2 separate regions of the Homo sapiens genome follow, and region 1 is linked to region 2. The links are chromatin loops, found by intact Hi-C in ENCODE. Cell type or tissue: heart right ventricle. All regions are shown on one strand. Links, peaks and the distances in the headings refer to the core of each region. The heading gives the core; the rest is flanking DNA.

The links. Peaks named below come from ENCODE experiments on the same cell type or tissue, not always from the same donor. Only the 100,000 strongest peaks of a DNase experiment are listed, where the experiment ranks them.
Region 1: it touches region 2 in a loop (4-fold over the local background); 3 of 110 quality-filtered maps call a loop at or near these places.

The regions. Positions count from the first base shown.
Region 1 is chr15:69,906,663-69,922,953 of GRCh38, reverse strand. No RefSeq gene overlaps it. Among named protein-coding and RNA genes, the nearest start is that of LINC00593, 80 kb to the right of the region's middle. RefSeq lists enhancers at 2,322-2,944, 2,945-3,568, 6,388-6,889. In heart right ventricle, for the core only: no CTCF peak of the experiment used is centred there; no DNase peak of the experiment used is centred there; H3K27me3 peaks cover 3,463 bases.
Region 2 is chr15:69,968,400-69,984,690 of GRCh38, reverse strand. It overlaps LOC101929129 (a long non-coding RNA gene), which reads left to right. Exons shown (of 5, transcript XR_001751593.2): 3 at 8,864-8,941; 4 at 10,503-11,358; 5 at 12,013-12,214. Among named protein-coding and RNA genes, the nearest start is that of MIR629, 100 kb to the left of the region's middle. RefSeq lists enhancers at 4,377-4,436, 5,267-5,326. In heart right ventricle, for the core only: no CTCF peak of the experiment used is centred there; a DNase peak (open chromatin) is centred at 8,121; H3K27me3 peaks cover 2,998 bases.

The sequences.
Region 1 (16,291 bases), core at 3,415-11,414, 61 kb after region 2:
AACAATAATAGCAGGAATACTCTGGCCACATCTTAGATCAAAGTGATAAGGATGTCTGAAAATCTTTAACCCAGAGACAAGAACTCAGTAAATATAAATAACGATATGATTTGCATCTTAGACAAGTTGAATTATGTATTTCTAGGCAGAAACCCAGGAACACTGGTGTCTGCAAATGGGACACACAGGGATATAGCTACATTTCTGTGCTTCCTTTTTCTTACATGTTAAGTGAGGCAACTGGACCAGCTCTCTAGCATCACTTCTCGTAGAGTTTATGGGTTTTTTCATTTAATTTTTTCGAATGTTGGGATACCTGGGTAGACAGGTATGTGTGGTTCCTTCTGTGCCTCCGTGTATGTGTGTGCATACGTGTATGTGTGTGAGATCAACAACCATATGTGGGCCTGTGTTTTCCTCTCACTGTCTAGCCATGTCTCTTGCTGTCAGCTTGCATGTGTGTTCATAATCATTTGTTTGTTTCTTCCTCCCTCTCCTCCTCCTCTCGCTGCTTCCCCTTTTTACTCTGCCCCGAAACTCTGTGAGATGCATGAACATTTCTCAGTTATGTGATGTTCTCAGCAGGAGGATGGAGCCAAATAATGGTGTTTCTAGTTATTACTCTGATGAATCACAGGGGAACAGCCTTCACCAAGGTAGAACGGCTTGCATAAAATATGTTCATTCAATTAAAAAAAAGAAATTGAAAAATAAGATACTGCCAACATGGGGCACTGAGTTATGTAGGGTTTATGCAGCATTTAATTTGCAATTCAAGCAAGAAACACACCAGAGAGGCACCTGTGAGGAAGCTCCCTGGAATGGGGGGAGGGGTTCCCACTGTCAAATAAAAACCTTATGCCTCAGATGAAGTTTCTGGAATATGGAAGAGGGGAGTGTAGATAGTTCCTGGGTTCCCCCAAGCTAGTCTAAGCAATGGATTCTATGCTGGAGATACTGTGGCCCCTAATAGTGAGAACTGGCTGGCTTGTGACGTCTACAGCCTAAGTGGCCATGTTTTGCACCATTTGAATCCCTGCCCCACAACCTCAGCTGATCAGCTCAGGCACTGGTACTTGACCCAAAGACACCAGCCTGACCTGGGAGGTGGCCTGACACAGGAATGACAAGCCAGGCCAATCGGATTTTGTCTCTCTCTGACTTCTGGCACTTCACTTGAACCTGACATCAAGAAACATGAAGAGACCAGAGCAGTTAACAGTGGAAGCTATGAAGGAGAGCAGGTCATGGTGACCACAGACAAATTGAAAGTAAGAGGGAGCAGAAAGTGGAAAAGGCAGAAGATGCAAGTTAGGAGACAGAGGAGGGTCTGAGCAGAGGCTCGGGGAGAAGCAGAGATCTCATGTGGCAGGCAAGACAGCGCGGCCCAGGAGGGAGGTGGTGGGAAGAGGTATGTGCCGGGCATTGCTTTAGAAACTGGGAAAGAGACAAAGGTCTCTCTCTTCGTGGAGCTGATGTTTTAGTGGGCTGTCCCTGAGGGGCTGCTGTGGTCTACACCTTTGACCTGTATGACCACATTTTGTATCATTCCCTGTCCATTTCATTTTCCTCAAGCCCCAAAGGATTGAACCTTGGGAATATCAGCTCCTACCCACATGGCAAGATTTGGTTGCAAGCAACAGAAATGAACCTTGGCTAACCTAAGCAAAAGAGGAATTTTAAGGGTCTTGGAACTAGGAAAGATATGAAGGTAGCTCAATAGCATTGATGGGGTTTCATGAATCAGGCCTCTCTCACTCCACCCCTTTCTCACTTTTGCCTGCTGGGCTTGCCTACCTTCTGCAGACAAGACCACACATGGCAGGGAAAATATTCACCATCAACCCCTGCTCACACTATCCCAGCTCAGGATCCCCAGTAAAGAGAATAATCCTAGGGAAGATTCTGATTGGCTGGGCGTGGGTCAGTTGCATCCCCAGACCAATCACTGTTGCCAGAGGAAATTAGCCAGCTCAACCTATCTAGACACCTGTGGCAAGAGGAGTAGGCACCTTCACAAGATTAAAAGAGCTAGAGGAAGAAATGTGAGAGGCAGCAACAGCAGTAGTTACCATAGTCTAATGTCAAAAAAGAAAACCTCAAATAGCAGAGGCCGGATTTGGCCCCAGGCCCCATCCACATTACTGGTCTTCCAGGCCCTTGGAGAAGGCATTTTAGACCATGTAACTTTGAGTCTATTTACTAATCACCTCTGAGAAGGGGGCTGCTGGGATACATTAGGATAACTCGATTGTAAGATTTTAATGACATAAGATCAAGACCTCGGGAGGCCTGAGCCCTGCAGTCGATCAATTCACATACCTTTCACTCAGGCCCAAGTGACTGAAAATCATTTTGCTCCCCGAGCTCTTAAAGGTCAGGAGTTGGATGCCTCAAGAAAATCTCTTTCTCTATCACAGGAAACCTCTTGCATTTAGTGTTCTGTCAATCAGGGCCACCCCAGGAGGCCTTAGAAGGGGAGTGCAGAGAAAATGTGGCCTGTGTTCCTTTCTTCCTTTTTTTCCTTTTGGCTAGGCTGGTGCATGTGTGTGAGTGTGTGGTGTGGGGATGCTGGTTGGGGAGAGAAGCCCCGGTTCTCAGAATTCACTTATCCTCTCCCAAGCTGTTGCATAGTGCCTGGTTTAACTCTCAGAGCAATGAAGCCATTTCTGTCCCTCAAAACAAGCCTGCTTCAGTTTGTGTCAGTTTTGAGGGGAGACAGAAAAAAACTAGGGTCACCACTGAGATGAGGACACCTCCCCAGTCCACTCCAACACCCCAGTCATCTCCTCAAGAAATCCCTCTTCTTCAAATTGGCTCCTGTAGTTCAGGGCAGGTGTCCAAAATGCAAATGAAGCCTCAGTGCCTCCGTGCCCCAGCTTGGCAGGGACTCTGAAGCTATGTGACCCTCTCTGCTAACTGGCCTGCAGCTTAATGACATGCAAATGGGAGGGACACAGTCTGTCAAACGGGGCCTAATCCCTTTGTTCCTACCTGCCAGCTGGGCAGCCTTTTCTAAACCAGTTTTGGCTGGGAGGACAGCTGCGAGGTGCTGATGGGGAGGCTGGGCCACGCAGAGCTGGTTGCCTGGTAGCCACAGGCAGCACTGGGGGCCTCAGGTGGCGGATGAGCCCTCAGAGCCCCCACCATGAAAGTAGGGGTTCCTTGGCCTCTGTGTTCACATCCTGGGGTCCTTGAGCCTCCCAAAGATTTGTAATTCTAAGGGAAGCATGTGACCTTGAGCAGGGGCCCTCTCTGAGTCTCAGTTCCCTTGCTTTTAAAATGAGGCAGCTGTTATTGATGACCCCCATCTCCAACCCAGCCTGAACAGCTCAGTTCTTTCTGTCTTATAAGTTGGGGTTCTAAGCAAAAAAAAAAAAAATTAAAGATTCATCTGCTAAAATAAATGCTTGAAAGCCATTAGATTCAGTGATCTGCTGTGCCCTTTCCATCTCTAGCAGGCTGGAGCTGCTGCTTGCCTCACAGAGATCTTGTGAGATAGGCAAGCCCAGGTAGCTCCATCTCTCCATTTCACAGATGGTAAAACTGAAGCCCAGAGAGGAGGAGTGAGTTTCTCTGAATCACACAGCCAGTTTGTGTCATGCAGAGACCAAACTGTATTCTACAGATCCTAGATGGGAGTTCTCTCTGCTGAAACTCACTGCATAAGATGCAAGGTAGGGTCAGAAAAAGAAAGGGCCCTTGGTGGGTTTCGGCCCTGGCACTACAGGTCTATAAGCATGTCTGAAAATTTACTCCTCAGATTTGGTGGATGACGACCATGAAGCCAGTGCTGACGTTGGTTTCTTGGCCAATTGTGAGTGCATGTATAGCTGCGTGTGTGTGTGTGTGTGTGTGTGTGTGTGTGAGTGATAGGATGATTGCCTACACAATGTTCTTCTTAACAGCATCCTGTGGACCAAATGCCATCCTTGCCATGCCACCTGACACGGTCTTGTGTGCATTCAGCCAGTGTTTACTGAGCACCTGCCTGGAGCTTGGCACGGTGAAGAGGACTCTGTCCTTGCCACCAGGTCGCCTGCAATCCAGTGGGGGAATCTGCACACATCTGACATCTCTGAGCAGGGCTGTCCTTTTGGGCCTTGGTTGTCAATTCCAGTTTATTCCCCCACCGCTCGCCGCCCACCACCACTCCCCCTGACCCCCACCACTCCCCCTGCCCCACAGGGCAGCCTATTCCTTCCTCAGATCTGAGGTGTATAAAATCTGGGCAGAGGTGGTCTCAGTTGAATACTCCTGTGCCTCATTCAGGTTCATGGAGGTTCCCACTAATTTTGCGAGGCTCTGGGTGAGGACTGTCACTCACCAACTCATTTAATCCTCACGACAATGCTTTTAGACAGGGATAATAATTATTCCCATTATGTATCTGAGAAAACTGAGGCTTAGCAAGAAGAGAAAATGCCATGATCGAGACCAAGCGGCTAATAGGGAACAGAGGAAGGAGAATAAGGGGGATTGCTTTTATAATGACAAACCCATGGTTTTCTCAACTACATCCAAGTCTTCCTTTAAAAAGATCTCTGGGGAAAGGTTAGCTAATGACCACAACTCCATTGTTATATTAATAACCTAATGGAGGCCACTTGATGGAGCAGAAAGATCACCAGGAAGATGAGGTTGGAGCTTCCACTCCCTTAGTGGCCACTGTAGGCCTGGAAGATGTCATCTCATCTCTCCAGGACAAGAAGCGGTTGGGCCAGCAACATTGGGAATTCCTTCCCAGCTCCGGCCCTCCAGCGTGCCAGGAATTTCTCAGGCTCCTACCAGGCCCTTGGTTGAATTATAGTTCATCAGGCTTTGCAGAAAACGAAAAACCAGCTAATATTTGCAGACAGCCAGGAATTTGACTATTTTCTAACTAAAGCCGAAGATGCCAGAGGGGATATTAAGTATCTGTGGGATTTATTGATCTCTCAGTCCCAGGCTACTTGGGAAACAATTAGAGGTCAATACACAACAAAATGAAATTTGCAGCTGTCAGATCAACCATTTGGAAACATTCCCTTGCCCTTTTACCTCTATTTTCTGTCAAGAGAAATCGTTCTCGGGTACAGAGCCGACGTTGGGGCTGAGGAGCCATGCACTGTGCTTGCAGGGAGGGCAGCCTGAGATGCCAATTAGCTTGGCCCTGCTGAGAGGGCCCTGGTCTGGGAGACTGGGGTCCCGCTCTGACCTGCTACTTACTCTTTGTGGGATCTGGGACACGTCACCCCATTCTCTGGGTTTGGCTGGGATTTTTCCTCATCTGAAAAATCCCACCCTGAGTCTAAAACCCTCTCCTTGTTGTCTTCTTGCTTAGCTTCAGCTGCAAATGATTTTATGTGAAATCTGCCTCCTTAAAACCACTCTGAGTTATAAAAGAACACATTTAGGTATTTATGGTCTCCTTCCCTTTCTTAACCCATTTTCCTTCCCCCGGCATCCTGTCCTACCCTTCACCCTGGGCTTAGCTTGTGCCCAGCCAACTGTTGGAGAAGTCCTGGTGAAAATGTCCACTAAGATGGCTCAGTGGTCCTCTATCTGAAGTATTTATGTTTTAACTGGGAGACTGGGAGACCCAAATACATTATTAGCCTGTGAAGATAGGCTTTCAGATACATGACACCTGGAAGTGGGAAGTTGTTTTTAGACGGGGTTGGGAACTGATGCTCTGAGTTCCCACTCTGACCCAATCCGTCAAATACCAGGGAAACTCCAAAGTGAGAAAACATTGACTGTGTCCTTTACTGCCAGCCTCACACCCCTTATCTCTCCAAAAGGGTAAGACAGTATTCAGCATGTCCCAAACTTTATTCCATGGAACACTCAGAGAGCCTGGGGTTCAGCCTGAGCTGGCCTCACCCTCATTTTAGTGCTGAAGATTCTGTAGTCAGCAGGCAGATTGTGTTACTGCCAGGAAGCTCACAAGAAGCTGGGAGGTGTCTGCGGGCAGTCTGGGTCTTTGCTCTTGGGCCCAGGTTTTCCCACCTCCTTCCACTTGGTGCTAAAGACATTATTGAGTCTGGTCTTGCCAAGGCTCCCTCTGAGGAGGGCTTCCAGAAAGCCACAGTTCTGGACTCAGCATCTCCAGGCTCCCCCTTGCTCCACAGAGCTGGAAGTTCCAGAGCTCCCAAGGGGGCCTGTCCAAGTGGAACATGAATTCATTTTTGCTTCCTCCTGACTGGATCAGCTCCATCCTTGAAATGCTGCTTAAGAGTAGCTGAGCTCAGGTGCCTGTGGCAAGGAGGATGGTGCCTGGGGTGCTATTCTCAGAGCAATTTGGGCAGGCCATGCCTGCTCTGCATCTCCACGTGGCTTGTGCCCGGGGACTCATGTTCCCAATGTCTTTGCCCCAGGCAGGAGGACATCCACAACTGTGCTCAGCTGCATCCTGGGTCAGCTGTGTAGTGTGGATATGAAACATCAAATCTGCTGGCTTGAAAGCAGGGGAGAAGGCACCTCTGCCCTGCAGGCTGTCTGCCCACCGCAGGCAGTCTCCAAACCTGCATTTGCAAACTTTGCAACCTCTCTTACATGAGCCTTGCTTTCCAGGCTCATTGACACCCTGAGACCGAGGCCTCCCTTACCCTCCCTTTAGTATTGCAACAGCTTTTGAGCGGCTCCCCCTGCCTCCACCAGATACTTTCCTCCAACTAGATCCCCTTCTGCTCCCAGCCACTCAGAGCCCTGAGCCCCCTCACTGTTTATGGGTGTAACTCTCCCACACATGGTGCTAAAACTCTCTGGTAATGGCAATGGTTGCACAACCCCGAATATACTAAGAACCACTGAATTTTACACTTAAAAGTGTGAATTTTATGGTTATAAATTATGTCTCATTAGGCCGTTATTAAAAAAGAAAAGAAAAATAACTTCCTGGACACATTCCCTTGTTTATTGCAGTGTTTCTCAAACTTTTCCACCAAGGCACCTCTAATAGAGGAGAGGTGATGGAACCCTTGGGTCTGGAAGTAGCCTAAAATTATCTGTCTCAATCATTTATTCATTCATTCATTCCACAAGTATTTATTGTGCATTTCTTATGTGTTAGAAATGCAATAATAAACAGGTGTAAGCCAACCCTTATATAGCTTAGTTAAGCAGAAAATTTCTTTGAAGTCTCATGTTTTAATTTAAAACAGCATGTGCATTTTACATTATAGTCAATAATATATCTGTGATCATTTATTTATTTTTATATATGTTTTTGAGACGGAGTCTCGCTCTATCGCCCAGGTTGGAGTGCAGTGGCATGATCTTGGCTCACTGCAACCTCTGCCTCCTGGGTTCATGCAATTCTCCTGTCTCAGCCTCCCAAGTAGCTGGGATTACAGGCACTTGCCACCACACCTGGCTAATTTTTTTTTATTTTTAGTAGAGATGGAGTTTTACCGTGTTGGCCAGGCTGGTCTTGAACTCCTGACCTTAGGTGATCATTTAAATACAGTATATTTTTCCAAAACTCCTCAGCTAATAGTGTTGTTCTAGGAAGATACTTCTTGCTGGCCCTGGGTTTCATATACCTTCCCTCCAATCACCCTGTTCCTCTGGGGAACCTTTAGCTGTAGAGGGTATTGAGGTGGACTCTCTAACACTGTATCTACTCCATCCTCCTTGGGCAGCAGCCTGAATTTGGGGGCTTATCCTCAGCTGAGAGGGAATGCCTGATTGGTATAGGGGTAATCATTTTATCCTTGTTACCAATGGTTGGTTCAGGAAGACACATGTGGCCCAATTCTGGCTAAGAGGACATGAGGCAGGAGGTTTTGCAAGAGTGAGCTACAGGAAGCTGCAGTCTTCTCCTGTCTCCTGCTATAAATGAACAAGGAAGCCCTCGGCCCTGACTGCTGTTTGTAGACCTCTTGTGTCCATGAGAACCAAGCAGACATGCAGACAGGAAAGTGGAGCTGAGAAAATCAACAGAAATAATTGAGCTGGCTGGAGCCCCAGCAGACCCGGTCCTGAAGCTCACATAGTTTGTGTGTGTCAATGCATGGTTTAGACCTTTTCAGCAAGTCCAGTTTATGTTGCCACAGCTATGAATACCCTAATGATTGGAAAGGACTAGAGGTCAAAGTCAAACTTCTTAGCCAGGTTTTTAAGCCTTCCATAATCCGCAACTGGGTCCTTACCTACTTCCTCAATACTTAGGCGAGTTTAAACCTCGTTTGTCATCTCCATGTCATGCTGTTCCTTTAGATTACACACTCTTTCCTGTACCATTATCCTTTTTCCTATCTGCTTTGCATTGTTTGCCCCTTCTGAGGATGCTGGTGTCCTCAAAGGAACTGCATGTTAGAACTCAGCTGGGTTTGCCCGTCTCTAAAGAGAGAGCTGGGACCTCCCAGTGGGCCTCACTGAGCCGGCCTGGCCTGAAACGTGCAGACGGTTGGGAGACACAGGAAGCAGAGAGAGACAGAAGGAGGAGGGAGAGAAATGGGAGAGGGGTGGACAAGCCCAGGATGGAGAAAGAGAAAGAGAAGAAAGGAAAGACATCAGCCAACATTAGACAGAAAGGTAGAGAAAACCAGAGCAGGTAGAAAGAAAAGGGAGGAGGGGGAGAGACAATGAGCAAGAAGGAGCAGGGGAAAGAGGAGAAGAGGGAGGAGGCAAAAGGCCAGGAGGTAAGAGGAGGGCTGCAGGGCAGGAGCAGGGACGGGGCTGAGCAGGCCGCAGGAGCCAGCGGTGAAGGAGCCAATCGCGCTTCGTGAGTGCATAGCTAAGTTCCGGTGGGAGCAATTTTATCAATAGCACTTTACCATACAAGTGATTCTCATCACAGCTGGTGCTAGGTGGGTTGGGAACAGCAATAAAAAACCAGTTTTATTAAAAAAAAATCATCCGGCTTATTTGAAAACACAGTACACACGCTCCCTCAGGCCCTGGTGGGAGAGGCCAGGGTGGACAGATAGCCCCTCAGGGACTCAGGCTCAGTCCCAGCAAAGTATGATGGGGACAGACCCTCCAACACACACACACATGCACACACACACAGGACATAGGCCAAGTACACAGCTATTAAGCTCTCCATGGAAAAGAGCTAGGGTACTGCGGGAGCCCAGCCGACTGGGCTGGAGGTCGGTACCCCTGGCAAGGCTGGGGACCAGGAACAGAGGGGGTACTTCCAGGCCCTGTGCCAGGCACATCCACATGTGTGATCCTAGGTCATATGAGGTGCTCTCCAGCCTCACATGGCTTGTCTGGGAAATGCAGCCTTAAGAAATAAGGCCGCCTATCACAAAGGACCAGGGAAGGCTAGAAGGATCAAAGAATGTCTGTCAAAAGTTGTCATAAAATCACAGAAAGTCACCTTTTCAAGGGTCTCCAAAGAACATGTGAGGAGTAGTTTTAAAATTGCATTGCTTGGAGTGCTGGGGTTCTGGGAGGTGCTGTGCTGGGCGTGGGGAAGAGGCCCAGAGAAACTGAAGCCCCAAGGGGCCCCTTAGCTTGCTGGTGACAAAGGCAAGATGCGTGCCCCACTTTAAGGGGGCTGTTCCCTCAAGTTGTTTTTCTTCCGTTTATGTAATGAGAATATGCAGTTACTGGGAGCTGGTGGGAGCCGAGGGCGAGAGGGTTTGTTATTCACACTGAGATGACATCCAAGCAAACACAAGGCTTAAGGACTATCCTATTTCCCACTGTGTTCTCCAGCCATCAAGAGTCTTCTCCTGGCAGATAAGCAGCCCTTGCATGGCTAATGTGTTATTTCCAGAACATATTTATTGATTCTAAATATTGAAGAGGGGAGGCTTTATTTTCTCCTTGTCTTGTTTTAACCATGCGACTCTCCATGGTGGTTTACTTAGAGCCATAGTATTTCATAAACCAACGTGGATTTAAATTTTATCACCCCCCTAGTTTTATTATTTCTGCCGGGTGATAGTGTAAATATTCCTGGAGTTGTGAATGTTCCCTAATGTGAACTGGGAGTAGAGGTCCATGAACAAACGGCTTGTTGCAAATGAATTGGAAAATGCAATTTTTAGATTTTTCCACTGACACAAAACATAATAGCATCTTGCATTTGGATATTGGGTGATATTTCTCAAAGGTTGGTTTAACATGGCTCACCTTATTGATCCTGACAGCACCTCTGCAAAGTAGGTCGAGAAGGAATTCCCAATTTACAGAAGAGGAAGCAAAGATCCAATAAGGACAAGTTTCATACACCCTGTTGGAACCATAACAAATGCTTTTGCTCCAGGTAAGCTGTGTTGAACAAGGCCAGCTTTGTGCACATCCCAGCTAGGGGCTTCACATGTTCTATTTGATTCTCTCCAGCCTGTGAGGGGTTGCTATTTTCAGGATACAGAAAACAAAGTTGAAACCCATGGAGACTGCACTGACTTCCAAAACGTCAAAGGTTGAAATTCACTTGACGGAAAAGGAAGGAGCACGGATGGAGGCCAGGATGGAGCTCTGGAAGTGCCAGACTCCCAGCACTGAGCATTAGGGTGATTTGTCACTTACAGGTGCTCAGGAACACACTAGATTAGAGGAGAAATAAATGCCACAATGATCCTTTTACCCAAATTCAAGGGAAAGGCAAGGTTAAGGGGCTCCCTCATGTTGTCTGAGGGGAGAGCTGTCCCCAGACCCTGGCATGTGTTTCAAGAGACACGACCCAGCAGGTGGCTTTGTCTGAGGTGGACCCACTGGACACAGTAGCGGTGAGAATGAGGGGGCCCTGCACCTCACTCACCCTCCAGGACAAGACAGGTACAACTAACCCAGAGGAGATGAGCAGTTTGGCTTCATGTCTCCTGTTTTTCTTTGTAAGAGTTTGCTGGTCAAGTTAACATACGTTGAGCTCCTACACACTCAGGTACCTCTTGTTGCTCAGTTCCCCTATTAAAATACACCTTCTGGAGAGTGCCCATGTTCTGGACTTTTCCTGATCTCTGAATCTCTCCAAAGCTTATTCTTTATGTGTCTCATGTCTTTGATACACAGTCCCTTACCAGAGAATCTGGTAAAGAATTGAAACTGAGCCATTAGTAAATGGCTGATAATTAATATATACGTTTCATCTTTTAGAAAAGAAGTAAAATCCTCATGAAATAATGAAATCCAGAAAGACTTGGATTGAGTCCTACTTCATCATTTACTAGCTGTGTGATCTTAGGCAAGTTGCTTAAGCTCTCTGCAACTTTCTCCTCTGCAAAAAAGGGCAGGAGGGGGGAATTACTATATGATTGTTAAAAGAAAAGATCACCTTTCTCTGCTCTTTCAAGGCCCTTGTAGAAAAGGCTGATGAAAAGTGGGGCTTCCCATCCTTCAAACTTTCCCTTTCTCCTGAAATATTCTTTTCCTGCCCCCAGAACTGAGAGCTGTCTCCTGCCCTGCACTCTGGAAATATTTACTACTAGTCTCCCTGGAATGTCAACTTCTCCTGGGGAGGAAGATGACACCCACTAAATACTGGAAAATAAATTGTAGATATTTTTTATTTTCCCCAGGCTTTCTGCAAAGTAAGCCATGTTAACCATTGGCTGATTGACGGACTGGACTTGGGCCCTGTCTAGGCCCCAGGAGAGGGACTCTATTTCTATGCAAGGATTCCTGTCAGTGAACTTTTAGTATTATATCTTGACAGCCACCAGTTCAGCCTACTAGTCTGCAAAGGCTCGCTCACACCCTATGCCTTCAGAAACCTTCCCAAAAGTCCGTTTTTGTGTTGGAGCATATCTCATTGTTTCAGAAGGATTTGTTCCCTTATTTCCACTCACCCAGCTCACTCACTCATTCCCTGCTGAACCAGGGTCTGGCACTCAGCAGAGGTCTGCTAGGGAAGTAATGAATGGCCTCGATTCTACACAGGGAGAGAAAAACCAACTCAGTGTCTACGAACCAGCTTAAACAGAATGGATGACCAGCTCAGCCAATAGGAAAGAATGAGCTATGGCAAGCACACCTGTTTTGTGCATTTGCATGGCATCAAATGCTTAAGAATAGTTTAAACTGGTTATATATGCCCTTTGCAGTCCTGTTTACCTTTTCCTTTTGTTGAATGAATGAAAGGCTAAGTGTTTGAATGACAGTGTACTGTAGCCATAGTATTATACTTGGCTTTGAAGTCCTAATAGATCTATCCATGATTGGTGGTGGAAACAGAAAACAGTGCTAGTTCTGAAGATGTGGAGTTGACTATTCTTTTTAGGGGCTATTATGTGTCCTCAGTGTGACCCCACACCAGGGGGTGGGATGTTCTTAAAAGAGACAAAGACATGCAGAGTTTAACAGACTCAAACTCACACCGAGTTGGGGATAAATAGGCAGAGACTGCAAGATAAATGAAGGAGTCGAGACAAAGTTAACAAGCTGTGGAAAGACCCACAAAAAGAGAGGTTGGCCCCAAATGATCAAGAAGAGCCATGTGACCTCAGGAGGTTTTATTGGATGCCCAGGAAGGAGAAAACACAGTTCTGGCCTCAGACATCTTTGAGTGTAGCCATGGAAGAAGGATGCTTGCACACGTGTGTACACAATTTGGACTCCCCAGCACACACACCCTCAACTGGCAGAATAAAGTCTTGCTGGCAGGGAACAGATCTCTCTGTTCCTTCAAATTTGCCCAACTGCCAAGCCCTCTGAGATTCTTTGGTTTCCCTTTATCTGACGACACAACCAAGGGATTAATTATTTCCATAGTAAATTGTTGTGGGTTTACCTTATCTTCCTGGCTAGCTTCCTGACCTAGGGGCATAATCTAACTGTTGAGGCACCTCCTGCTGTTCTTTGCAAAGGGGCTGGTGTCTCTAAATTGCTCAGTACAGACTGATCAAAAGGAAAAACTAAGAGCCGGTTATTAGGAATGACCCAGCTTAGAAGGCCAACCTTTTTCCTTTGAAGGGAAAGGTATGATGAGATAACCATGTTTCACTCCTTCCAGAAGTTTAGAGGAGTGTGTTTGGGTGGGAGCAGGAGGATTACTAGGAGTTTGGAGGGGTGTGTTTTTGTCTGTCGGAAACCAAAGAGAAGTGTCGGTGGTTTGATGGACACGTGAGGCATTTGAGCAGTCATGTGACTGAGCTTAGCCAATCAGAATTCTCTACCCCACTGGAGTTCAGTCAATATGAGCTCTGATTGGTTCAGAGCTGGGCAACTGGGCCAATCAGCGTCCTCTCAGGGTTCTGCTGGGATTCTGGAGACAGTCATGCCTTCTGTATGATCAGAGGCTGGCATGGCCAATAAGTATGTAGAGTGCCGGACTGAGAACAAAATCAGCACTGAGAAGCAGGAGATGGAGGAAAGGAGGCTGCTTCCTGGTGTCTTGCAGGAACCCATATTCAAGGGGGGTGAACCAGCTTGCTTCTTGAACCTCTCAGTTTTATGAGCCAATAACCCCCTCCCCACTTTTATTTGTAAAGAAGAAAGTCCTGACTAATATAACAAGTGGATAGTCAGTGTGGTTTACTCAGACACTGGTTTCAAAAAGTAGCCGTAAGTGCTATGGGGAAAATGAAATGGATAAGGCTTCTTAGACTGCAAGCAGAGAAGGCCTTTCCCAGTGGCAGGAAAGAGCCAGCCATAAGAAGATCTTAGGGATGGCATTGCAGACCGAGGCACCACCAAGGGCAGAGGCTTCTAGTGAGGCAGGAGAATAGGGTCTGGAGGCAGGGAACCTAAGGCCAATTCATGCTGACTAGATGTCAGCGCCAACTCCCTTTTCAACCCCTCCTTTTTCTGTGTGGCAGTTGCTGTGTGGCGGTTGGAAAATGAAAGTACCTCTGATTGGTCCTCTCCCACGACCAATCAGACTGGCCATGGGCCACTACTTCATTTGCATCGACTGAACCAATGGGAAACTTCTAGTGGGTATTTAAACCCCGCAAAATTCGCTAACCGACGTTCTTGAGCTGCTTGCTCGAGCCCACTCCCACCTTGTGGAGCGTACTTTCATTTACAATAAATCTCTGCTTTTTCTGTTTTGCTTTGTTTGTGCGTTTTGTGCAATTCTTTGTTCAAAATGCCAAGAACCTGGACAACTACCCTCAACCAGTAACACTAGGTGGGAAGGAGGTAAGCAAGTCAGGCACAGAGAGAATGCTATCATGGCTCTAGCTGAGTGAGCAGAGGGGAGACTGATAGAACACGACAGAGAAGCAGGCAGGTGCAGAGCCTGGAAGGCCTTGAAGCTGAAGACGGGGAGTTCAGATTGTATTCCAGGGTAGAAAAAAAAAAAAACAATCACTGGAGAGTGAAGGGATCTGATTGGCTGTGGCAGCTGTGAGGAAGAGGGCCCCTAGAGGAACAGCGATGGAAGCAGAAAGGTCAGTGAGGAGGCTGGTGTAATAATAGTCCAGGTGAGCAGTAAATGGTGGCTTGGATCTTGGTGAGTGGAGGAGACAGAGAGATTAGGATGGATTCTGCATGTACCTTGAAGGGAGAGCCTACGTGAGTTATTAGTGCAGCAGATGTGGGAAGTGAAGGAATGAGAAATCAGATATTTCCTGAAAAGATGAGGACTGGGTGAGTAATAAGTTTGGTGCATCTATGCGAACCACCAGTGAAAATGTGCTTTGGAAAGGTGTGTCAAGCACATGTGCTCTTGGCTCCTGGAGGGCAAGGGCTGGGTTCAGCCAGCAGACTGGCTCAGAGTGAGCTGGATGGCTGAGTGGGTAGAGAAGTGGATGGGTGGGTAAATTTGGGAATGAATAAGTACAAGGATGGATGAGTGAGTGGGGGGTGGGTGGGTGTACCTTTGGATGCATGGATGCAGGGATAGATAGATGGGTGGAGATGAGTGGTGAGTGTTGAATGGGTAGATGAGTGGATGACAAGCTACATCCACCTTGGATGTCAAGGCCATATCAGAATCTTCCATTGGAGGAAGGGAGGGACCTCACCTCCTCCCATGTGGGCTAGCAGGCTGTCTTAAGCCTCCCCAGGAGGCCCAGTGGGGATTGACTTAAGAGGCAGATAGATTTGGGCAGCTTTGGCCTAGAAAGGGACACTATGTGTCTGTGAGCCCTGAAACCCAGAGAACAACTTCTGACCCGGCACCTGTCACCCTTGGGGTCCAGAGGGATGGGCAGGGTCTCACCAGCCTAGCTTCTTTCTCCACTTGGCCCATTACAGGAACTTACCCAGGAGGGCTCCCAGGGATCCTCTTACTGACCTAGGGAGACAGCAGCTAGCATCAGTGTCCAACATCCACATAGAGAGTGTGGACATGTGAAGGGAAATCGCCCCTTCAGTTAGATACCCCAAACAAGCTCTGTGAGGAAGAGGATAGGTCTACCTGGGAGCCAAGGGGCCTGGATTCAAGCTTCATGCAACTCCTCTCTCCTATTAGCTTCTATCAGCATTTCCCTGCCTTCTATAAAACTGGATTCAATGATTTCTATGATCTTTTGCATAGAGATTTTATGAACTATCAATTTCTTTGTTGTTTTCAAGAGGTTTTTTTTGTTTTTTGTTTTTTTTTTTAAAGCAGCTTTAGGGCTGGGTGCGGTGGCTCATGCCTGTAATCCCAGCACTGAGGGAGGCTGAGGCAGGTGGATCACCTGAGGTCATGAGTTCGAGACCAGCCTGGCCAACATGGTGAAACCCCGTCTCTACTAAAAATACAAAAATTAGCTGGGCTTGGTGGCTGGCACCTGTAATCCCAGCTACTTGGGAGGCTGAGACAAGAGAATCACTTGAACCCGGGAGGCAGAGGTTGCAGTGAGCCAAGATCATGCCGTTGCACTGCAGCCTGGGCAACAAGAGTGAAACTGTCTCAAAAAAAAAAAAAAAAAGAAAGAAAGAAAGAAAAAAGAAAAAAGCAGCTTTATTGAAGTATGACTTACATATCATAACATTCATTCATTTTCAGTGTATAATTCAGTGATTTTCAGTAAATTTACAGAATTGTGCAGTCATCATCAGAATCCGGTTTTAGAACGTTCTCATCACCCCACAGAGATCCTTGTGTCTGTTTGCAGTCAATCGCAATTCCCACTCCCAGCCTCAGGCAACCATTAATCTGCTTTCTGTCTCTATAGATTTGCCTTTTCTGGACGTTTCATATAAATAGAATCATACAACATGTGGTCTTTTGTGTCTGACTTCTACTTTGCATAATGTTTCTGAGGTTCATCCATGTTGCGGTATTTTTTTAAACAATGGAAGTAATTATAAGTTTTTAAACAAGGACTTAATCTTACTTTTCTAAATAATCTCCTAACAAATTCCAACATTTGTTTTAGACACAATGGATTTGAATGAGGTTTGTTCCAACTTTCAAAGCTTGCATTTTCAGTGTAAATCTCGGAAAAGTCTGGATTCTTAGTTATATATAGCA
Region 2 (16,291 bases), core at 4,422-12,421:
CGTAAATTGGCTTGCTTCTTCTAGTTTAGCCCTTACTGGTACTTGTAGAGAGACAAAGCTGAAATGGAAGTCATTCATCTGTTGTCCCTCTGTTTCTTATTTCCCAAAATTTTCTTAAAACCTCATTTGCCATCTTCTCTTTTATTCTCCCAATCTCTTTTTGGAGTTTATCTTTCTTTAAACTTCCTGACTATAATTTAAGTAAAAGTTTTGAGAGAAAGCAGAGATGAGCTGGAAGTCCAATTGATTTATTTTAAAAATGTTTAATAAGTGTAATAATTGATTCTTTAGGTCATATATTTTCTCTGAATGGGGAAAATGTATCTTAGCCTTAATTTAAAATTCAGAAGCCAACAAATAGCTTTTTCTCTCCAAGTACTTTTTGGCTACATTTTCTTAGAAATTTATACTTGGGATGGAAGACAGTCAGGGACACAACTACTCACGGTCAACTATCAGATGAAAATAAGTGGACTAACCGTATGTTACCTATTGCCACCATAACACTGCATTCCAAACAACCACACAACCTCAAAGGCACATAATAACTGTCTATGGCTTGCATGTGCGGGCTCAGCTGCAGGTAGACCAGCAGCTTTGCTCCTCTAGGCTGGGTTCTTGAACATGCCTGGGGTTGGCTGGCTTTTGGCCGAGCTAGTGTGGCTCCACCTGGGCAGCAGGGTGATGGATTCTGCTCCTCATCCTCAGCAGCCTACCTTGGGCAGCTTCTCATGCCGGTTATAGAGGAAAAAGTCCCTGAGGCTCGCGCTGGAAAATGACTCACTGTCATGTCATTTCTGCAACATTCTATTGGCCTAATCCAGACTTAAGGGTGGGGAAGTAGTCTCCCCCTCTTTAGTGAGAGGAACTGCAAAGTCCTGGGGCAATGGCTGTGGATATGGGGTGGATGTGTGCAAACTGTCTGGGCCATTCAAGCAGTCAACCTACTATACTAAGATCAAGACTTCTTCAAATGCAGCCTGCCATAGCAGAGGAAAAGGTTGCCCTTAAAATCTGGCTTCTTTATTAACTTTTGCCTGTATTGGGGCACTGCTGAAATAGTACAATACACGGTAAAAGCCTGTGGGGACCGTGTAAACTGACAGCTCTAACCTTCACCCTGTCTGCTGATCCTAAGCTCATAAAGGGCATTCCTTGGGATGTTAAAAAAGCTAGATGGTTGACTGGCTTACAAGAAAACCTGCCAGGTCCTCTCTGTTGGGAAGCCTCTCCAGGTTTTTCTTGAAGTCTCTACTCTGTGGAGCCAGACCCTGCCTTTTGTTCCTGGACCTAAACTGGGGGTCCCAGAGCTCTGCTAGGCAAGGGCAGGCAGCTTGTCTGGTCATCACTTTCCTGGTAAGCAACTAGAAGAGCTTGCTTTCCCTCTCCTGTTTACCTCCTTCAATTATCCTTGGGTCACTTTAACCCAAAGGAGTGACTCTAGGGGTAAGCATTTCAGGTTGGGCTTGTGCAGCCGTTCCTGGTCCCCAAACCCCATCTCCTGTCCCACTCTCAACCAAACACTTGGGCAGCTTTTCGTTATTTCAGACTTAGTATTTGTCTTTCCCAAGTGGAGCTGAGTGGTATTTGAAATGGAACCAGTGTCTTGCCTTGACTGCAACGGTGGAGTGGGGATGATATGAGAGTCTCCCTCCTAGGGGTGCTCCAAGGTTTAGAGGAGCTGGTGCTCACTGTAAGCTCTTGAGAAATCCGACTTCTACTGTATTCCTATAGCTGTCAACTGACCTGTCTCCCTGCTTCCTCGCTTTCAAAGGAGGCTGGCTCACATAAATTCGTCTTTTGTCCCTGGTGTTTGGCTCAGGCTGTCCCACCCTGCCTCTGCTCCTCAGAGTTGACTCCAGCCTGACACACCTCTCCAGAGTCTTAGCTGCCTCCAGCCCTCTCCCTCCCATCTGTGGGGTCACCCCAACACCTAGGAGGGGAAGTGCCCTGCTCATTCCCAGAGGGGCTCCTGTGAGCATAGCCCTGAGCAGGCTTTGACCCCTCCATGGAAAGGAAGGGGCTGACTACCTGCTGGGAATTCTATTTCAGGCTCGACCCCAGGGCTGGTCCTCGGAAAGTTTGCTCTCCTTGAAGTCTCTTCCCAATTCAGGGAAGGAAGACTTGGAAGTTATGCTTCTCTCAGACAAGTACATTTGTTAAGAAAGATATGGATGAGGAAAGGGTCATTGTTCTTTGAAAACAGGAATAAGTGAGGCAGGCTCTCAGCAGCCACATCTGTGCCAGACCTAGAGGGGGGAAATGCCACTCTGGAAAATGCAGAGCCCTGCTGGTCTGAGTGCCGTGGCTCTGGGGTAGCGAGGACTCCTCCCTGGCAAGCACCTCCTCCCTGGGGAGCACCTCCTCCCTGGTGAGCACCCCCTCCCTGGTGAGCAACCCCTCCCTGGTTAGCACCTCCTCCCTGGGGAGCACCTCCTCCATGGTGAGCACCCCCTCCCTGGTGAGCACCCTCTCCCTGGTGATCACCTCCTCCCTGGGGAGCACCTCCTCCCTGGAGAGCACCTCCTCCCTTGCAAACACCTCCTTCCCTCCAGGCCAGGTTCCTTCCCCATAAAATGAGAGCTAGCACCAGATCATTGCTTCTTAACCCAAAGAAGACTGCAGACCCCTAAAATGCCTGTGATCTTTACTGGAGACACAGGGTAAAGGAAAAGGAGAGGGTTTCTGGCAGGCCTGGGTTCAGGGAGCAGCCAGGAGCAACCATTTTGGGGCCAGAATGTGAGGGAGGCACAGCAGGGCAAAGGGGCCTGTGGGCAGGTGGGCAGGATGGGCCAGTGGCCCAGACACCTGCAGAGGCCATCCAGTTCTAGATTTTATGACTTTATCTTTCAATCCATTTAATGTTTGCTTTTATTATTATCAATAACACGAATAAGAGCTATGATATATTAAACACTTAATAGGTGCCAAGCAGAATGTTAAGCACATTGTACCCGCTGCCTCATTTTACTATCATGCCTTCTCCATGAAGGCATGATTCATATTTCTATTTTATAGCTGAGTAGATAGGTTAGGTAATTTACCCAGCATCAACCCTGACTAGTAGTCCCAACAAAGCTGGGAATCAAACCCAGGACTTACCTAGGGCCAAAGTATTTTACCTGGTGGGATTTCTATGAGCCAGGCCTGGGCTGGGCAGCCTGGAACACAGAGAAAAGGGAACACTCCCCTACAGCTGTGGAGGCTGAAACTCAAGACCTGTTCTAAATGTCACAATGAGGTAGCAATAGAGGACTATGGGAGTTTCAAGGGCTTGGGGACAATTCAGAGGCTTCCTGGAGGAGAGGGCATTTAAGCTGGGCCCTAAGGGAGAAGAATTTCAAGGGTGGAGGGAAATTCTAGGCAAAGGCACAGCTTTTGTGGAAAGCTAGTAGGTGTGAAGGTTGCAGAGCATGGGCATGGTTTGACCACATGTGGTTTACTCTTTTTTTATTTTTATTTTTTAATAGAGACTGGGTCTCGCCCTGTTGCCCAGGCTGGTCTTGAACTTCATATATGTGGCTCATGGCATATTTTGGTTGGAACATCGTGTGCAGAGGATACCAATGGGAAACAGCCTGGAAAGTTAGACTGAGGCCATAGCGATGGCAGCCTTGAATGCCAGGATAAGGAGCTAGGCAAAAGACAATGGGAAGGGGACAGGAGACTAGAGAATTTACTACTCAATTCTGTGCTGTAGAAGAAGTGAAAAAACAGATACCGACAGCCCTAAACCTCAGGGAGTACAAACACAGCTGAGAAAACTTTAGAGAAAACCTAAACATATCGTGAAGTTGCTTGTGTGTGTGTATGTGTGTGTGTGAATGACTCCATCTGAGAGATTTGAGCAAAGTCCATGAGATGGCTGGGAAGGTAAATGACCAATTCCTTTCTAACTTCAGATTTCCTGTTTGCAAAACCTCACCAACATATCTAGAAAACCTAGAAAACATTAGGCTTCTCAGCCTGCACAGAGCAGCTTACAATGTTTATTCATGAATGAAGAGTTGGGTGCCCTGTTGTTCCTGGGTGGAGGGGAGACAGTTCATCTCCAAATGGCTCAGCCTTGGGCTCCACTGACTACACATTCTCTTTGTTTGTAGTAACAGCCATGCACTCTGTGCATATGCATGGTATCACCTGCAGATGTCCCAGTTCCTGACGTCACCCTGGCTGCAGAGCCAGCCTCAGGCCGAGCTGTGCAACCAGGGCAGAGGGAGGAAGGGGCGCTGCTGACCTGGACAGGGCTGAGTTCCAGTCCGCTTCCGTCACCACACTCCCACTGTTGGCCTTGGACAAGCCCCCATCTCTCTGCAGCAGCCCCTTCATTCCTACCTCCTTGAGGGGCCTAAACTGGATCATCACTTCTGGAAATAGCCATTCTTGTCCCACCTTTGAAGGTGTCATTTCTCAGCACCCCAGACTATTAGTCAGGGAATGTTTTCTTTGAATTGACTCACTTTTAAAATACACCATTTATGTCAACTTACCATTTCTGTACATGATGCACCATTTGCTATAAAGGGACATTGAAGTTAAAACCCATGAAAATAGTAAATGTTCACTCTTGTACCACCTAAAGTCAGGGTACATGCCTGCCATTGCATGAGTGCACACCCCCAGGGGAAACCTGCGTCCTGGAGCCAGGCGGCTTCTCAAGTATGACTGTGCGCCGGAAACACCTGGAGACCTTGCAAAAATGCAAATTCAAATTCAGTAGGTCTGGGTGGGGTCTGAGATTCTCTGTTTCTGACAAGGTCCCAGGAGATGCCGATGCTGCTGGTCCACAGACCCTACTTGGTGTAACAAGGTCACATGGGTTGTCCAGCTCCCTATCGTGGGGGCAGGGCAAGAATGTCAACAGAAACACAGCACCAAGTCCTTCTGAGAACACGGGACGTGAAACACAAAGACCATGTCTAAAGATTCAAGCAAAGGCTTCATATCAGAGGAAAACTCAGAGAGCTATTTCACCTTTTCTCCCAAATATACATTTACTTTATATTTACTTTATGCACTTAGAACTTTCGGCATCTCTGTTTACTGCTTCACATACCTCCCCACCTCTTCCCTAATGCAAAGACCTGAATCTGGAAAGCCACATCTGTTGGGAGCTTCGTCAGAAATCATGCTGGCCATGCTTGCAGGCTGGGTCCAGCTCTTGCTGGGAGGTGGAGGCCAGGGCTCTGCATAATGGCATCTTCGGGGCTTTCCCTTCTCTGACCTCCTGCCATGCTCAGACAGAACGACACGCCATCTGCTGACTCACCGTGGCTTCATGCATTCATGTCCTGTTTTCCCAGGTGGTCACAGCTCTAGGAGGAGACAGTAAGGGGTGACTGGAAGGGGAGGGGAGTGAGATTGCCCCTCTGGGACCCACACACACTGAGGACATGATGGGCTCTTGATAAAATGTCACATGAGCCCAGGACAGTTAGAGAGGTTGGCTTTATAAGTGGTACATTATTTATGATGGCTTGAATGGGTCACCCTTATGCCCATTTTCTGGAGGGAAAAACTGGCTCCAGATAATGCAAAGTCATGCCCCTATGGCGTCAGTTGCAGGGCTCAGAAGTCCTCTCTTCCAACCCAGTTGCTGGCAGGTCATGACCACAGGCCACCCAGCCATTCCTAGCCTCCCTGGTAGAATTCAAGGCTGCCTGTATTGTGCATCTGCTGTGTCCATGGCACTCAGGGAGGATAGTAAAGGCAGGGCCAGAGGGGAATGAGGGGGACTTGCTGGGGAGCATGATGGTCACGTGCTAAGCAGAGGCCTGACCTGAGACCTCAGGGTGGCATTCCTTTGGGTACTACAAGGGCTGGAAAAGGCCTCTCCCCTGCTTCAAGCCCAGCCCAGCAGGTAGGTGGCCGAGCCAGGCCCACATGCTGATCTCTGCTCTCTGACTGGTGCAGTTTCCTTTGTGTTAGATCATCAATTCCTCAGCCTTCTGTGGCTTCTGTGATTTCCAAAGAGCTTGCCCTGATGCTGAAGCCGGCCTGGACTGGGCATCAAGAGGGTTTCAGCCTGATAGCCAATGGCCGGCCGCATGACAGCGAGAAATTGGCTTCTCTCTCTGGGCCGTGGTGATCTTCAAAGTTTCTTACAGCACTAGAATTCTGCTCTTTCTTTGCATTACAAATGGAATACATACTTGTGAACATTTTCAACAATATAGAAATGTAGAAAGTAAATATAAACAAACAAAAAATGAAGTCATCATCTTCTTATTGCTGCTAGAGGAAGCCATTGTGAATAGTTTGATGTGTTTCCTTCCAAATGATTTTTTCTCTACGTATAAACATAAATAAGCATATGTAGGTTTATTGATCATCTTAAAATTTATTTTTTTCACTTAAAATACTTTCCTGTGATCTTCCTGTGCCATCATATATAAATCTACTTTATTATTTTGAAGTAATATATCTTGGACATTTTTGCATCAGTAGATCCTTTTCAATGATAAATAGCATTTTGTATCATGGATATGCATAATTTCTTTGGGCCTTTATATTATTTCCATTTTTTTTGCTATTATAAACAATGCTGAAATAAACATCTTTTTACATGCATTCTTACTCACATGTGAATATGTTTCTTTAACATGAATTCCTGGAAGTAGAACTGCCAGATAAAAGAACACACACATCCAAAATTTTGAAAGATGCTGTCAAAATCACCCTCCCAAAATACCAGTTGTCTTTCCTCTCTACAGCTCGGGGAGCAACATGTTTGCATTCACCTTGATTGAGCCTGGATTAGGTGCATGTAATGTTCCTATTGCATATGAGACAACAGAAGCTTAGAGAGAACAAGGGAGTGTCTCGAGGTGCTACAGAAGTGGGGGCAGAGCTAGAATCAAAGCTCTGTGCCCCATACCCAAGTCTAGATGCTCTGCAGCTCTGACATGATGAGGTATAGTGGAAAGAGCTCTGACTTTGAGGTCCAAATGCTTGAGTTTGAAATCTTGCCATGCAACTTGCCATCTCTGTGACTTTGACCAAGATACTTAATCTCCCCAACCTCAGCTCCTTTCTCCATAAAACAGAGACAACAAACACTGTCAAAAAGGGATGTTGTGAGTGTTAAAGGAGAATTTATGTAAGGTTCTGGCTCCTAGGAGATGCTCTCTAAAATATTCTCTTTTCTGAGGAGTTGGGGACCTGGGAATTCTACTGTACTCTGGAGCTCTTCTGCCTTCACCCAGGAAGGTAACTAGGGGTTTATTGCCCAGCCGTGCACAACTCAAAAAATTATTACTGAAGATTGTCAAAAAGGCTTACAATTCAGGAGGGTTTTTGTTCATTTAGAAGCAAAAAAATTAGTTTTGTGGTTCAGCAAGATCTCGAATTGTGCCTCTGAATGTTGTGAAGGAGGGTTCGAAGAGACTTTCAACTGCTCCTGATACAATTATGAAAGTGGTTTTGGCAGAAGCCAAGTGGACTCTTAGTTTAAAACAGCTCTAGGGGTAAAGTCATTTCTCTGCAGGTTCAACAGAGGGTCATCCCATTATTTGCAGTGTTATAGTGCTTTGGGGATGCAGGAGATTTGGAGAAGTGGTAAATTGTTATAAAAAATGGCTACAATCATTCTCCTACCTGTGCCCAGTGCCTCCAACACTGGCTCTAGGCTTATCCATGCAATTTCCTTTGGACAACAGAACATTAGAAAATGTGATGTAGACTTATCAGAAGAACCTGAGTATTGGAGCTTGCCTTCTATTGCAGGCTTGGAACCCTGTGTCCACCATTCAAATTAGCTTGAGCTAATGTGATGGAAAGACTGCATAAAGGATAACTGAGGTGCCCCAATCAACAGATTATCAATTACCAGACATATGAGTGAGGCCATCCTAGATCACCCAGCCCCAGCCAAACCACCAGCTGACTACAGATCAGAAGGATTTGCCCAGACCAAAATGGTCCAGGTGACCCATATAATTATAAGAATTGATAATTTTAAAAAACTTTAAGCCACTATGTTTTGGGGTGGTTTGTTATATAGGCAAAGCTAAATTGTAAAGATATTTATTGAATGAATGCCTCGATGAACCAACGAGTACCTCACATCAGGAGAATTAGCCTTGCCCCAGCTCATAAAGAACGGTTCAGAACCATGGACAGAGGCACAGGATGCGACAGTATTTGAGTCAAGCTACGGATATGACAGGCCCTGGGGTAAGAATGAAAACAGTAGCTCGGGGTACAGGATAAGACAGATGTGTAAAGGAAGATGCCCCTGATATGGTGCTAGTGAGTCTTGCCAGGCACCTATTAACTCAGGAAGCCCTCAGTCCCAGACAGACAGGACGGCTGGCCACCCTATGAGGAAGACGAAATGCTACACTCCTGTTCCAGAGCCTGATCCCTAGCTGTTTCTCCTACATACTATGTGATGACAGGCATTGTGAAGGAGCATGCAGAGGGGTGGTTCCATGCCCACCAGACAAACCAGGACGGTTGGCTGGTCACCTGATTCCCCAAGTTTATGCAACTAGAGGGAAGTAGGTAGAGGGCATGGGGAGGCAGGGGGCTCAGTTGCTGGCTGCCTGGCCAAGATTCACTGGGAAATGATTTTGGCTCAGTTTTCTAACTACCTCTCCTCCAATTCCTGCACACAACCTGGCTTTCCCTTATTTCCCTGGAGAAAGTCAGGCTTTGTGTCAAGGGAATCTGGAGCTCATAATTTCATAACAATAATGTCTTGGTTTTAGACAGTATTTAGACTGTGATAGGTCCTTTTATGCCTACATAGTATATAACTGGGCTTGATCTTCATAACCCTTTTTGAGAAAAGCAGAGAATCCAGGTGCATTCTCACTGTCCAGGGTACCCACTAGCATCTTCTTCCTTTTTGTCTTCTAAGATAGGGGAAGGCAGCCCAAACAGCACCCAGACCAAGAGCCTGGATCAGGGATCCTGCTGCCTGAGACTTTCTAACTAGGTAAGTTCTCTTATGGTTCAACATTCGGGAACATGAAATGGACTCTCTCACCCTTATGTTCAAACGAGACAACTGGACTCCAGTCGCTGAACCCCTATAAGCTCTGAATTTCCAGGAGTCTCTGAAGGCTGGGGAGACCTGGGTCTTTTTTTGTTATATGGAGCCTATTCAAGGGGCCTCTTGGACCACTGCCTGCTTTCCTGGTATTTGTGCTGGTGGGGCTCCTCAAAGTGAGTGGCAGGGGTGATCATCCCTATTTGCTATACATTAAGGACAGCCTGGGTATGCAGGAAGGCACTCAGAAGGGGCTGCCCAGATGATTCACAGGCTCATGTTATCCACCCATGGACAGGGCAGGGGCATCAGGGCCCCAGGGCTGACTGCATCCTAGGCCTTGGATGCCTCCAGGACTCTCTCCCCATCTCTCTTCTGCTTTTCTCTGCATGCCAACTTTGATCTCTCAGGCCACCTTTCTCCATGAGGCTGGAGTCACAGCTCCTCAGCTTCACTCCTAGAAAGGAAGGGGCTATTTCATTTTGAGAGAAATCTCAGGGAAGGCCTCTTATTGGCCTGGCTGGGGCCACATGCCTGCTCCTGTAGTCAGGCAGGTAGGGATGCTGTGGTGGGAAGCTTCATTCAGAGCCGCCTGGTTGGAGCTGGAGGAAGAACAGTTCCCAGAAGGTGGGGAGTCATTGTCAGAAGGTGAGATGGAGAGCAGATAAAGCAAGTGACACTCACTGCAAACTTATCATTCCCACCTTTTGGGGTGAGGAACAAATGCAGGGGCCTCAAGCCTTCACCACATGGTCTGAGGTTTGATGACCAGGAAGCTGGGATTTGAGCCTGGACAATTCAACTGTGAAGCCTGTGGTCTTTCCAATATCACTTCTTGATGATGTTCCATTCCCATACAGCAGCAATGGGGTGAACAACTGATTCCTTTGGGACCAGACATAGCCCTGGGCAGCTGTGGGATAAATATCTGGGTCTCAGGGCTATCTTTGTAAGGCAGTAGTATTCTCCTGGGAGAGTCCCGGGCTGGGGATCAGCAGACCTGGTGCATTTATCTTAATTCTCCACTGCTTTCCTGTGTGACCTTGAGAAAGTCACTTTCCTTCTCTGGGTTTTAGCATTTATCTGCCAAATGGCGATGATCATCCCTGAGTCCCTCCCATAGGCATTGAGTGGAACTAATGAGATAATTCCGTGAATGAGCTTTCGAAAGCTGAAAAGCCCACACAGATGTGAGGATTATTCTTATGATCCTGGGCCCCATAGGATTAGCTTAAATGTATGGCAACAGGAGGGATGGGGGCTAACAGAAACGTGCAGATGTCTAGCAGCCTTGCTCAAATAATGCAATACAACCTGCTTTGCAGGGTGGCCTCCTGATTTATTTATTTATGTCAGACAGCTCATGCTGGGCTTCCTGAATCTTCTTTGGACAGCCTTTCACCTCTGTCCCTGCTGCCCTGGGTCGGGGGGTCATGGGTTCCTTTTCTGATAGCGTGTAAAGCTGGCCACATGGTTCTGGTTTTCTCTTCTTTTCTTTCTCCTGCAGGCCAAGAAATGAGGACACTGAACTACTTCTTCTTGAGATGACGGAATCTTGCAAGTTTATTTATTGTTTCCTGGGGGAGGAGACACAGTCTGTTGGAACTGGAAGTGATGAGAGATTGCCATCCAATTCCATAGGAGGCCAATGAGAGGTTACATGAAGGGAGGACTCTACTGGTAGACAGTCCTAGAAACCCCAGGCTAAAGTGAAACTCAGTAATTTTGTTTTTAAACTGCAGGTCCTCTCAGCGCATTCAATATTTTGCTTGTTATCAATAAGGGGATGTAGCAGCCACATTTCCCAATTTTTTTGGCCATTTTTTTCCTCTGACAGCATTTTTAGGACCCGTGTCCCCCTGAACACATGGAGGGATGGAGCAATTGAATGTCATGCCCTGATTTCACAGATGGGGGCAGGGAGGCTCAGCAAGGAAAGTCAGGTGGAGCAGAGACCCATTCCCTGCCCCTGCCTTGGGGCTCTTTTCGAAACTCTGCCCTGCTCACATCTGCCCCAAGACACTCTGCCTCCATGAAAGTGCAGGTTATTTTACAGTTTGGAGGTGACACTGGACCCCTTGGAAATCAGAGAATGTGCACTTTCTTGGCAAAATATCCAAGGTAAGGGAGAGTATAAATGTGAATGAGAATGCTGAGTGTCGGAAGACATTTGTTTTTTGTTTACATCTAGGACCAGACCAGAGGGAGTGAGGTCTATCTATCCCACGAAGAAACTGAGATGCAGCTTATGAAATAGAGGCTGACAATGGCTCACCCACCTCCTTTGTAAGAGCCTGGTGTGTGCTACAGGAGCATGGCCCATATACGTGTCAGGTTGAAGGACAACTCAGGAGCTGTCCAAGGTATGTGTTCTGAGTCCCAGATGAGTCATACCTGGTGGCGAGGGTGCTGTGGTTTGCAGGAGGAAGGGTGAATATAATTCGAGTTATCATTATGAAATACCTGCTGGTCCTCAGGGACTGTTCTAGCAGCTTTGCACATATTCACTCATCTAGTTCTCACATCAGCTCTGTAATATAGGTGCTGTTGCTGTCACTGCAATATTACAGAGGAGGGCAACAAGCCCTCTTTAACCAACAAAAAAAGGTTAAAGAGCTTGTCCAAGGCCATAGGACCCATAAACAGTAGAGCCAGGCTGGATTTCACCCCAGCAGGCTGACTGTGGAACCCACACTTTTAAGCCACAATGCTGTACCACTGCTAGGTAGTATTAGAGAGGTTTGGAAAATGCTGCTTTGATTTGCTCTGACATCCATAGAGATGCTCGTAAGAGCAGAATATTAGAGCTGGAAAAAGCTTCATCAGTCATTCAGTCTACTCCATTATAACTCATGTAGGAGAGGCCAGGTAGGGCAACAGACTGGCCAAGGTCAACAACTTTCAGTCACACTAGACTCAATGAAATTGAACTTCCTGACAACGATGGGAATAGCAAGTGTCTCCCTGCCCTGAGTCAAACTCCAACTATGTTGTCTCACTCCCTCCTTCACCTCCAGGCTCAACTTGGCCCCACTTGCCCCATCTGGCAGCCTGGACCGAGCATTGTTCATTGAGTCCCACACCCACATGGCCCCAGAGTCAAACCGCCTTTCATGCTGAAGAATGGAACTGACACTCCCAGCAACATCTCCCCCAACCATGCCCATCTGTTAATCCAACTTAAAAAGAAGGAAAAAAAAATGACAATGGAAATGGAAATACTTTAAAACATTGTGTGTGTTTTGTGTGTGTGTGTGTGTGATCAAATCTCTTTCCCTGAAATATGACAAAGCATTGCCATCCCTTCTCCAATATCCTCTATCCATTAATGGTCTTTCTGATTCAATAAACAGGATTTCAGGCTCTGCCCCCTCCCTCTTTTCCACCCCTACTCCAGGAGAACATGGGCTGCTTCCAGTATAGCTCATATTAAGCTGTGCAGTTGATGGATCTTTAATCTTGCTGAACACATGTTGAGGAGAATAAAACCAATTTTGTTTAGGAAACCAAGTGCCACACTCAGCTGGAAATTAGCTCTTTGGGTAATCTTACCCCCTGTTTTGACCAAGCAGGCCAGGCAGGATTTCTCAGGTGGCTCTGGAAAGCCTCAGACTCCTTGGATCCAAGGAAGGAGAGAGAGCGAGTCCTCATTGAGGATCCCTGCCCCAAATCCTTTTGATTCTCCCCTTTAGTACAGAAAGCAGCTCCAATCCAGGCTGCTTATGGATCAAGGCTAATCTGGATGTAATTCCCTGCCCAGCTCGCTGCATCCTTAGCAACACATAAATACAGATTAAAGGGTTATATAAATGCAATTTTCTAATTAATCAGTGCAAATCCAGCTACTGTGGGGGACATAGATTTCAGTTTTTAAGTGAGAGGTTTTCTTCTTTGAGTTCACTTCACAAATGCAAGTTCTGTTCCTGTGATTCCTAGTGCTAATGGTCACTGGGTGATCAAGAGGTTTGACAATTCCCAAAAATGTGCCTGTCATGGCCCCAAGTCCTTGAGTTCTCAGCAGGAGATTTTGAGCCATGGACAATGGAAAGAATCTGAGCTTAGGGGCAGTCAGTTCAGCTTTGATCCTGGATGTGTGGCCTAGGACATGTTACCTAACCTCTCTGGGCCCCAATTTCCTCATTCTTAATAAGATGATGAGACCTGTGTCCTGGGGTTACTGTGAAGATTAAATGCCATGTTTGAAAGTGCATAGCGTGGCATCTGGTGCATTGGTGGCTGTTATTGTTGTTTGCAATTGAGGACAAAGATTCTTGAGGGTTCAGTGCAGGAAGAGATAGTCAATAATCTCAGGCCTGAGTCTCCTCCTTTCTTCTGACTTGTGTATTAGTATTTGCCTTGTATAGAGAACAAGGTTCACGAATCCAGGAGGGGTGTGGTCTCCTTGGATTTTTCAGCCCTCCTTTCCTCATCCCACCAACCTACACATACGCACACTCACTCTCTTACATTGGATATATTATCACAAAAGTGCACATTCTGTGATTTCCAAGGGTCCCAGTGGAACCTCCAAGCTGTAAAACATGGAGTTTGGAGTCATGGAGGCAGAGGGAGTTTCTTGGTGCAGATGTGAGCAGGGTGGTGCCTTGAAAAGAACCCTGGGGCAGGGACAAGGGAACGGGTCTGAATGAGGATAACTCAAGTGTTGGCCATGCAAAGGGTCAGGGAGAAAACACGTTTTATAACAACATCCATAAGGATGACAATAATAACAATAATTGTGGTGATAGGAATGGGGATGAGGATGGGCCAGGCATGCTGTGGACTTTGTCTCACTGTATTCTTAATGACAAACCTATGATGTGGATATACCAATTCTATCCCCATTTTTAAAATGAGGAAACTAAGAATTGAAACATTGAATGGCCTGCCTTACACTGCAGAGCTTCCCTTAGATTGACTGCCTTTTTCCTCCCTCTCTTCATTCCTCTAATGCTCTTCCCCCTGGTGTGTGTGTGTGTGTGTGTGTGTGTGTGTACCTCCTACTCAAGTCCCCATGCATGCAAACACACACATCCCCCAAGCATTCATGCCGCCACATGCATACTGGCAGGAATATCACACGTGTGCTTTGGTCCATCAATGCCCAGCATGCCCAGCCAGTGCCTGCTCATAGTGGAAAACCTTCCTGAGGATAAGCCGCAGAAAGGAGAAGGCTAACAGAGAAGAGAGAAAAAAGGCTAAGTTTGAGAATGTTTTCCAAGCTGGATGATTTTAGTTATTTCAAGCCCAGATCTTGTTACCACCAATGAAGTCAAGCAGGGCCGCAGGTTGGTGGGCCCTGAAGACCTGCTTTATGGAGTGACTCGGCAAGCCCAGCATTTCTTGCAGACACAGGGACCCCTACACGAATCAGAAAGCTGCTTTTCTCTCAATCGTTCTCCAACTTTTCTAAGCCTAGACTGCGACTGCTGACCTCATCTATGACCTCTTCATCTGTGCCCTTGGGCAATCCCCGGGCATCTCTGGTCCTCAATTTTCTTATCTGAAAAATGGGAAAAGAACTAAACCTTGCTTATCCATCTTGAAGGGTTATCATGAGGTTCCAAGGAGAACATACAAGAGAAATTGCTTTCAAACAGGTGGGATGGGTAGGGGTGGTGGGGAGGGGAAAGAGGAAAGGGCTTACAGAGAATGAGTGCTTTTGAAAACGAAGGTTAGGCAAATTCAAGTTCTCTGCCTTGTTTGTGACTCTCTGTCACATTAGAAATGCTAGGGCTGGGACTGCCCAAGCAGCCTGGGAAGCTCCGAGTGCTGTCACTTTAAAAGTAAAGTGAAGTGTTCATTAGCTGGGCTATTTTTTCAGGTGTGTTCTAATTGTACTAATTAACTCTAAGGTAGATTTTAGCACTCCAGCCTCCATCGCTGCCTTCAAATGCCAAAACAAATCTTGCCATAATTACCAGCAATCCTTTTCATTACCGGCTGCCTAATTATCCTATTAATAGCACATCCTAAGAGACAGTATTTGCTTGGCAGGCAAATATTTGTTTTTAAATGAGCAAACACAAAGACAAACTGCTCTGTTTGCAGAAGGATTCCAAAATGCAAAATGGTTTATATTTGTAGAAAAAATAATAATCCAAGTAAAACCAAATGCTTAATCTATTTGAAGCATTTGAACATTAAAATATGTGGTTTTTCCCCCTGGTTTCAGTCCTTCCTTGCCGGGAGGATTGGGTGCTGGAAGGGTTTTTAAGACTTTTCTGTCATATGGACTTGGATGTCTTATTGGGTTGGAGATAAAGTTGGTCAAAGAGGGAAAGATGAAGACAACTGACATGGAATAATGTTAGAGCCAGAAGGAAATGTGTGTAAACTTGAGGCCAGAGGTTTGATTCCCATACCTGGCTGATCATCAGAGTTACCCGGGAAGAGACTTGTCAAAATGCATCTTCCCAGGCCTGCTGGTTTCTTTCTTCCTTTCTTCCATATAGAAGTGTATTGTTCAAGAGAAAATAAATTTACCACCTCAGCTCACCCCCATCCATCCCCACTCCAGTCTTTTCCTGTTATTATTGCATAGATGCCTCTGAATATGCACAATTGCCTTTTCCTTTTTTGAAAACAAGAATGAGCCTGTAATCCCAGCTACTTGCGAGACTGAGGCAGGAGGACTGCTTGAGGCCAGGATTTCAAGACTAGCCTGGGCAACATAGCAAGACCCTGTCTCTAAAATATAAAAATTAAAAAATAAAACAAGAATGAAATCATACTATCTATTAGATTGAACAATTTGAAATTGCTGACATGCGAGTGCTTTATAACCTACCAAATGGCGATTTCACATGGTTCAATTTAAGATACTGTTCTGTTTTTGTTGACACATTAAAAAAAAAAATCTATAGAGTGTTATATTAGGTTGGTGAAAAGTAATTGCCATTACTTTTATGGCAAAAACCACAATTACGTTTGCCCCAACCTATATATGAAGGCGGCACCATAAGTGAACCACTCTCTACAGATGGCCCGTCCACTTCCGTCTCCTTTTCAGGTTTATGAACTGCAGAGCGCTGCTGCGACGCCGGCCTCTCTACCTCCCCACCTGGGTCTCCCTTCCAGTCTGAGTTCCTGTCCCATTTGCTCTGGGTGCCCTCCCCTGATTGTACCGACCTTTACTGATATCCTTGCATCTCTGAGCCTGTCATTCTCACCCCTGACAACGTTTTACCATTTAACTAGAGATTTTAAAATATTGTCAGTGTTGTCCACTATGTAACTACTCTGACTACCACTCCCACCTCAGAAACCCCCGTAGGCTCCTGAAAGCCTCCTGGG